Linked DNA regions of Homo sapiens: region 2 is linked to region 1. Evidence: read pairs that join two places in POLR2A ChIA-PET (ENCODE). Cell type or tissue: PC-3. All regions are shown on one strand. Links, peaks and the distances in the headings refer to the core of each region. The heading gives the core; the rest is flanking DNA. Region 1 overlaps CREB3L1 (cAMP responsive element binding protein 3 like 1). Region 2 has its middle 36 kb from the start of PTPRJ.

Evidence for each region. Peaks named below come from ENCODE experiments on the same cell type or tissue, not always from the same donor. Only the 100,000 strongest peaks of a DNase experiment are listed, where the experiment ranks them.
Region 2: POLR2A ChIA-PET joins it to region 1 with 15 read pairs; 1 of 35 experiments calls an interaction of 5 or more read pairs at or near these places.

The regions. Positions count from the first base shown.
Region 1 is chr11:46,313,424-46,317,808 of GRCh38, forward strand. CREB3L1 (cAMP responsive element binding protein 3 like 1) reads left to right here. Exons shown (of 12, transcript NM_052854.4): 9 at 2,863-2,962; 10 at 3,938-4,064. Among named protein-coding and RNA genes, the nearest start is that of DGKZ, 32 kb to the right of the region's middle. In PC-3, for the core only: a CTCF peak has its summit at 1,905 (motif pointing left); a DNase peak (open chromatin) is centred at 1,858.
Region 2 is chr11:47,942,668-47,947,052 of GRCh38, forward strand. No RefSeq gene overlaps it. Among named protein-coding and RNA genes, the nearest start is that of PTPRJ, 36 kb to the right of the region's middle. RefSeq lists enhancers at 1,290-1,584, 3,850-4,385 and a silencer at 3,849-4,014. In PC-3, for the core only: no CTCF peak of the experiment used is centred there; no DNase peak of the experiment used is centred there; H3K27ac peaks cover 1,494 bases.

The sequences.
Region 1 (4,385 bases), core at 203-4,202:
CGCTTGTAATCTCAGCACTTTGGGAGGATGAGGGGGGTGGATCATTTGAGGTTAGGAGTTCGAGACCAGACTGACCAACATGGTGAAACCCCATCTCTACTAAAAATAGAAAATTAGCTGGGCGTGGTGGTGGGCGCCTGTAATCCCAGCTACTCGGGAGGCTGAGGGAGAAGAATCACTTGAATCCGAGAGGCGGCAGTTGCAGTGAGCTGACACTGTGCCACTGCACTCCAGCCTGGGCCAGACTCTGTCTCAAAAAAAAAAATGCAGAATTTCAGAACTCTCTCCAGACTTACTGAGCTAAAAACTGCACATTCACAAGGTCCTTGGGTGATTCACATGTACTATGAAGTTTGAGAAACAGGAGTATAGAGACAGCAGGACAGTGCCTGGCAGGTAGCAGCCACGTCAAGTCACAGCTCTGGGTTCTTACGCTGCTCTGCCATTTTTGTGACTCTGGAGAAATCGTTAAATATCTCTGGGCCCCTGTTTCTTCGTCTAAATGGGGATGATAGAAACATTATCTCATAGGGCCAGGCACAGTGGCTTACGCCTGTAATCCCAGCATTTTGGGAGGCGGAGGCGGGCAAATCACTTGAGGCCAAGAGTTCGAGACCAGCCTGGCCAACATGGTGAAACCCCCATCTCTACTAAAAATACAAAAATTAGCCGGATGTGGTGGTGCATGCCTGTAATCCCAGCTACTCAGGAGGTTGAGGGAAAAGAATCACTGGAACCCGGGAGGCAGAGGTTACAGTGAGCTGAGATGGTGCCACCGTACTCCAGCCTGGGTGGCAGAGTGAGACTCTGTCTCAAAAAAAAAAAAAAAGAAAGAAAAGAAACATTATCTCATAGGATGGATGTGAGGGTATTAATAAGATCCTGCGAATAAAGGATCCAGCCTGATGCTTGGCATTTAGAAATGTGCAATTCATGTTAGCTTTTATTCTTCTTTCATTATTTTTATTTATTTATTTTCTTGAGATAGGGTCTCACTCTGTTGCCCATGCTGGAGCGTAGTGGGGTGATCATAGCTCACTGCAGCCTCAAACTCCTGATTCTCCCCCCTCAACCTCCTAAGTAGCTAGGACCACAGGCGCACACCACCACCCCTGGCTAATTTTAAGTATTTTGTAGAGACGTGGTCTTGCTGTGTTGCCCAGGCTGGTCTCCAGCTCCTGGACTCAAGCATACCTCCTGCTTTGGCTCCCAAAGTGCTGGGATTATAGGTGTGATCCACTGCACCTGGCCTTCTTTCATTATTTTTACTTTTTTATTTTTATTTACTTTTTTTTTTTTTTTGAGACACAGTCTTGCTCTGTCGCCCAGGCTGGAGTGCAGTGGCACAATCTCGGCTCACTGCAACCTCCGCCTCTTGGGTTCAAGCAATTCTCATGCCTCAGCCTCCCAAATAGCTGGGATTACAGACGTGTACCACCACACCCGGCTAATTTTTGTATTTTTAGTAGAGACAGGGTTTCACTATGTTGGCCAGGCTGGTCTTGAACTCTTGACTTCATGTAATCCTCCTGCCTCAGCCTCCCACAAGTGCTGAAATTACAGGCGTGAGCCACCACACCCCACCATTATTTTCATTCCAAATTCCTGATAGTGCCCAGCCATGAGCCTGTGGTAGGTCTTTAATAATTATTTGCTGGGATTAATTACAATAACCTAGACAACAGCCTTGGTATGCAGCAGGTGCTCAACACAAGACTTTTTCCTTCTTTCCTTCCTTCTCCCCCAGCTTCTCCAGCGGGATCCAGCCACTCCTCTGTTCCCTGATTGGCCTGGAGAATCCCACCTGACCCCCCACCCCACCCCTCTGTCTCTGGCTGGGGTTCCTTTCTGGCCCAAAGTAGGTCCAAGCCCTTGTAGTTATTTCGCCACCTGCTGTACATTGTGGGAACTGCAACCCCTACGTGCCCGTTTGGGTGGAGAGAGATTAAACATTTGCCCACCAAGCCTGTGCTGAACGCATTCTGTATGCACCCAGAAGATTCCACGCTGAGTGGGACCCGGTCCTCACCCTCAGGGAGGCCACAGTTAATAAAGGAGACTGATGTGGAGATATATAAATAAACGAAGTGCCGTGATAAAAGCAAACACAGCAATAAAGCAAAAATGGCTGGGCACGGTGGCCCATGCCTGTAATCCCAACACTTTGGGAGGCCGAAGCGGGTGGATCACCTGAGGTCAGGAGTTCCAGACAAGCCTGGCAAAACCCCGTCTCTACTAAAAATACAAAAATTAGCCGGCATGGTGGCGCACGCCTGTAGTCTCAGCTAGTCAGGAGGCTAAGGCAGGAGAATCACTTGAACCTCGGAGGCGGAGGTTGCAGTGAGTCGCAAACGCACCACTGCACTCCAGCCTGGGTGAAAGAGCGAGACTCTGTCTCAAAACAAAACAAAACAAAAAACCTAACAAAAACAATAGCTACCATTTACTAGACACTCACTACATACCAGGCACTGTGCCAAACAGCTCCTTCTTATCAGCTCAGGGTGCTGGGGGTGCCAGGGAGGGAAGGTCAGTGAAACTGTGGCAGGTGTCGGTTAAGCAAAAGAAGGCTGGCATCTGTGCAGCTGGGGGCAGGCCTTCCCTCCTCCAACCCCCTTGGCCAGGAGCATCACAGGGCAGGCCTGAGCTTCCACAAGGTGACCCAGCCAGTCACCATGAGGCAGGCCCCAGGCGCCAGGCCACTCTGCAGAGGAGCCACGCAGGAGGTGACCTTTCCTATCTTGACTGAAACGGGCACCTGGCGTGGAGGCCAAGTCTGGAGCCAGCCCCCTAGGAGAGCTCCAGGAGGCAGAGATGCCTGCGGGGTCAAAGCCTGCCAGCTGACTGCTGTGCCCTCCTCAGGACCCTGCTCCAGCAGCTGCAGAAACTCCAGACTCTGGTCACCAACAAGATCTCCAGACCTTACAAGATGGCCGCCACCCAGACTGGGACCTGCCTCATGGTAGGTGTGGCTCCCTCCACCACAGACCCACAGGAGGAGAGTTCTTCCCAAGGCTGGCTTTTTCCAGGGTTGGGCAGAGCTTTAAGGATCGGTAACATCGTGGGCAGCGTCCCAGGGTACACCATCCTGGCGCCTGGTGGGCTGGTTCTAGCAGACTCCAGACTCCTTCTCCAAGCCCATGGTGCCTTCTGCCTCACACCGGTCCCCGACTGGTTAACACAGTGTAGATGTGTAGGTGACTCCAGTGGCCCCAGCTAGGGGACAGCTGGGCAGGTTCCTTGAGGAGGCGGCTTCCACAGGCCTTGTGCAGGGAAGGGCTTGGGGAGACTCAGGGAAGAACGGACATGGTTCTTTCTGGAACAGATGGCAGTGAAAAGGCTGAGGAAACCCCTGGAAACCCGGAAGGCTCCCAGGGCGTGTTTCAGACCTCTTCCAGTCCCTCTTCTATCTTCTTCTGGAAATGGCCAGTCTCTTGCCGCCTGGCTCAGCATGCCCCGGCCCTCCGAGACCCTCGAGCTGTCAGGCAGCAGAACCAGGCTATGGGCAGGGGTAGTGTGGGCTCCGTGGCTCTCAGCACCTCCCGCTAGCCAGGCTCCTCAGAATCCTGCTGAGAACGTGATGTGGCGGTGTGTCCCCCTCCCTCGTCCCAGCCCCAAGCCCCACCTGCACCTATTCCTTCCTTTCCTGATTCCTCTACCCCGTAAGGGGACTCCACATTGGCCACTTCCCTCTTACTTCTAGCACTGCCTGTGGCGACCCCCCTACAATGGGCTGGGATGGCCTGGGCTGTCCCTGCCTTCCCCAGAGAGGATAGGAGACCCCACATGTAGGAGGGAGTGGTCGACTGGAGCAGCTGCTTCCTTGGGAAAACGCTAAGACTTTTGTGCCTGTTGGTTTGGGAGAGGAGGAGTGGGGTGGTCAGGGCCGTGGCCCCTCCTTACCCCAGATCTGATGCCACTCTCTCTTTGCTACCAGGTGGCAGCCTTGTGCTTTGTTCTGGTGCTGGGCTCCCTCGTGCCCTGCCTTCCCGAGTTCTCCTCCGGCTCCCAGACTGTGAAGGAAGACCCCCTGGCCGCAGACGGCGTCTACACGGCCAGCCAGAGTGAGTGCCCGCCTGTCATGCCAGCTCCCTGGGCTGAGGCTGCCCTGCCCCAGCCCCAGTGTCCAGGCAGAAGCCAGACATAAGAGAGAAGCCAAGTGTGGGGTCAGCATTATCTCATTTTGCCTCATTTTCCAGATGGGGAAACCGAGGCCCAAAGAGAGTCTATGCTTTGCTCAGTGTTTGTGGTAGAATTGGGACTAAAATACAGAGCTCCCGATGCCCAGCCTAGCTCCCAGAGAGCTCAGGAGTGGCTTGCAGGAGGTGGGTTTAGGGGATAACAGGAATGTTCCAGCCCTGGGCCCCATGCATTATGGTGCCAGT
Region 2 (4,385 bases), core at 162-4,161, 1.6 Mb after region 1:
TGGGCAACATAGTGACACTTCATCTCCACAAAAAAGAAAAAAATTAGCTGAGTGTGATGGCGCGAGCACACCTGTAGGCTGAGGTCACTTGAGCTGGGAAGATTGAGGCTGCAGTGAGCCGTGATCATGCCACTGCACTCCAGCCTGGGTGATAGAGAAAGATCTGGGCTCAACAAAACAAAATTACTTTTTTAAAAAAGGATAATTATGGCCGAACGCGGTGGCTCAAGCCTGTAATCCCAGCATTTTGAGAGGCTGAGACGGGCGGATCACTTGAGTTCAGGAATTTGAGACCAGCCTGGGCCAACATGGTGAAACCCTGTCTCTACTAAAAATACAAAAATTAGCCAGTCGTGGTGGCGGGCACCTGTAATCCCAGCTACTTGGGAGGCTGAGGCAGGAGACTCACTTGAACCTGGGAGGCGGAGGTTGCAGTGAGTTGAGATCACGTCACTGTACTCCAGCCTGGACAACACAGTGAGACCTGTTTAACACACACACACACACACACACACACACACACACACACACACACACACACGGGGTCTGCTGAAATCTCAGTGAAGCTGCACAGACACGCATCTGTTACAGTGAATTTGCTTTTCCAAGTTCTTTGCTTTAAGAGGCAGGGTGGCGGTGGGTACTGAGAGCTGGCGTGGGGCTGGCTGTCTTGGTTTCACATTCACTGGAGTAACCCTAATAACAATAATAATGGCAATTATTATTAGTATTACTATTTTCTTTTAGAGTCGGAGTTTCGCTATCGTTGCCCAGGCTGGAGTGCAATGGCGTGATCTCCACTCACTGCAACCTCCGCCTCCCGGGTTCAAGCGATTCTCCTGCCTCAGCCTCCCGAGTAGCTGGGATTACAGGCATGCGCCACCATGCCCGGCTAATTTTATATTTTTAGTAGAGACGGGGTTTCTCCATGTTGGTCAGGCTGGTCTCGAACTCCCGACCTCAGGTGATCCACCCGCCTCGGCCTCCCAAAGTGCTGGGCTTACAGGCGTGAGCCACCCGCTCGGCTAATAATGGCAATTATTATAGGTGGGAGGGGGTGGGGGGAAGACAGAGAGAGGGAGGGGGACAGGCTAAGGGTGGGGGTGGGCCAAGTCAGGAGAAGGCGTGGTTTGCATTTAGTTTTCCCAGCAACCAATTAGGTCACTCCATTATTCTTGCTTTTTCACAGCTGAAAAGACACAGGCTCAGAGAACTCCAAGGCCACACAGCTGGTGAAAATTCTAATTTAAAGCCATGTAGGCTCCATTTCTCCATCTATGTGTGTGTGTGGGGGGGGGGGCGGGGTGTGACACGGGGACTTAATTCCTTCTCTTTTAATGAGAAAATGCCACGTGGCGGAGGTGGGGAGGGTGGGAGGAGTCCCGGCGATTTCCGTGTCTAGGACTGAAGCCTCCCTACTTTTGGAGCTGCCTGGCTTTGTTTGGAAAAGTCACCAGGAGGGCCTTTCTGAGAACTCAGGGCAAATCCCCGCCCATTGTCTTTGAGGACGAGGGTGGGGTCACCCCAATCTCGCAGTTGCAGCGGACTGCGCTAGGAGTTCTTTTTAGTGATGTGAATTGGGTGTCTTTTTAGCAGACCTTCACCCTTGGGGAGTCAGGGAGAAATAGTATTCCTGGAGGGAGATTCCAACTGGACAGTGGTTCCTCCCTAGGAGGTTACTGGAGATTAAATAATGGAGACTAAGATTCAATAATGGAGACTAAGAAGATACCGTGGGCCCTTGTGACTGCCTCCTCTGAGCCATCACGTTTTCATTCACTCCCTCACTCATTCCCTTGTGTCAGGAGCTCTGCTAGGCTTTGGGAAGGCACTGGTGAGTTACCCCCAGCTGAATCTTGGAGGAATTAAAAGGGCAGCACATTAGCCCAGAATAGAGCAGCTAGTAAGGATTGGAACTGACTGTTGAACCTGTGAAGCCACCTGGGGTCTTGATGTCATGGTAGTGCCCTCATGGAGGAAAAACATTTTCAGAAGAATAAAGGGCTCTGAATCATATTAATATTTGGATATTTTAAAATCAGAAAGATCAAGTGGGAGATAAGAGAAATTTACAGTTACAGACTGGAACCAGGGAATGCAGCCTAGAGAGGTGGTTGGCTGGTTATCTTTTGAATCTAAATTAAGTTCTCTTTTAAATTTGAATTTAAATGCCTTTAGGTGGGGGTTGAAAACTTCCTTGGTTCTCACCACTGTCTGTTGATTCACATACAGTATTTATTGGCCATCTGCCTAAAAAAAAATGGTGAATAAGTTGACATTCATTTCCATTCATTCCACATAGGTGTATGTACACACACACACACACAAACACACACACACATATAGTTGGTTGGTTGTTTTGTTTTGCTGGGGCTCAAGTGATTCTCCCACCTCGGACTCCCGAATAGCAGGATAGCAGGAACTACAAGCGTGTGCAACCATACTTGACTAATTTTTTTTTTTTGTGAGACAGAGTCTTACTCTGTCGGTCAGGCTGGAGTGCAGTGGCGCAGTCTTGGCTCACTGCAACCTCTGCCTCCTGGGTTCAAGCAATTCTCTTGCCTCGGCCTCCCAAGTAGCTGGGACTATAGGCGCATGCCACCACACCTGGCTAATTTTTGGATTGTTTGGTAGAGACAGGGTTTCACCATGTTGGCCAGGCTGAGGGTTTTTTTTTTTAAGTTTTTCATTTTTGGAGACGGAGTCTTGCTTTGTTGCCCACCCAGGCTGGAGTGCAGTGGCACAATTTTAGCTCACGGCAACCTCTACCTCCTGAGTTCAAGTGATTCTCCTGCTTCAGCCTCCTGAATAGCTGGGACTACTGGTATGTGCCATCACGCCCGACTAATTTTTGTATTTTTAGTAGAGACGGGGTTTCACCATGTTGGTCAGGCTGGTCTCCAACTCCTGACCTCAGGTGATCCGCCCGCCTCGGCCTCCCAAAGTGTTGGCATTACAGGCGTGAGCCACTGCTCCCGGCCTTTTTTTTTTTTAGTAGAGACAGATTTTCACTATCTTGCCCAGGCAGGTCTCAAACTCCTGAGCTCAAGTGGTTCTCCTGCCTTAGTCTTCTGAAGTGGTAGGATTAAAGATGTAAGCCACTGAACCCAGTCTTTTTTTTTTTTTTTTTTTTTTTTGAGACTGGGTCTCTCGCTCTGTGGCCTAGGCTGGAGTATAGTCATTATGATCAAGGCTTACTGTAGCCTCGACCTCCTGAGCTCGAGCAATCCTCATGCCTCAGCCTCCCGAGTAGCTGGGACTATAGGCAGACACCCCTACGCCTGGCTAATTTTTGTATTTTTTTATTTTGTAGAGACAGGGTCTCACTACGTTGCCCAGGTGGGTCTTCAACTCCTGAGCTGAAGCGATTTTCCCTCCTCAGCCCCAAAGTGCTGGAATAACAGGCAGTGAGCCACCCTGCCTGGCCCCCTATATGTATATTGAGAACTGCTATGTGCTGGCACTTTTCTAGGTCTTGGGAATACAGCAATGAAGAAAACAGACAACAATGGAACTTAAAATCCATTGTGGTTGGGGAGAGATCAATAGAGAAGATACATGCTAGATGGTGATAAGTGCTAAGGAGGAAAAGTGGGAAAGGGGTTAAAGAGTATTGGAGGAGGAGCAGTTAGAAGGGTTGGCCATTGTAGGCTTCACTGGGAAGATTAATATTTAGTAAATACCTGAATTAGGTGCGAGAGCTGGCCATGTGGCTGTCTGAGGCAAAAGCATTCTAAGCATAGAAAACAACAAATGTGGCGGCTAGGCGCGGTGGCTCACACCTGCAGCCCAGAACTTTGGGAGGTCGAGGTGGGTGGATCACCTGAGGTCAGGAGTTTGAGACCAGCCTGGCCAACATGGCGAAACCCCGTCTCTACCAAAAATACAAAAATTAGCCAGGCATGGTGGTGTATGCCTGTAATCCCAGCTACTGGGAGGCTGAGGCAGAATTGCTTGAACCTGGGAAGCAGAGGTTGCAGTGAGCCGAGATGGCACCACTGCACTCTATCCTGGGTGACAAAGTGAGATTGTGCCTTAAAAAAAGAGAGAGAGAGAAGGGAGGGAAAAGAAAACAACAAATGCAAAGGCCTTAAAGTGAGACCAGGTGTGTTAGAGGAACCCCATGGACATGCCACATACTATTCTAAGTTTTCTCACTCCTAGGAGGGAGATACTATTATTGTTCCCATTTACAGATGGGCAAATTGTGACCAGAGATGATAAGAAACTTGCTCCAGGTTGCATAAGAGGCAGAGGTAGCTGCTGAGGAAGGCAGAGTTTGTGCTCTTAAACACTAAGCTATTAAATCATTAAATAAATGATTTCATTAGCCTGGGTAGACCCAGGTACCAAAGATTTATACCTCCAGCTCCCAGTGAACTTTC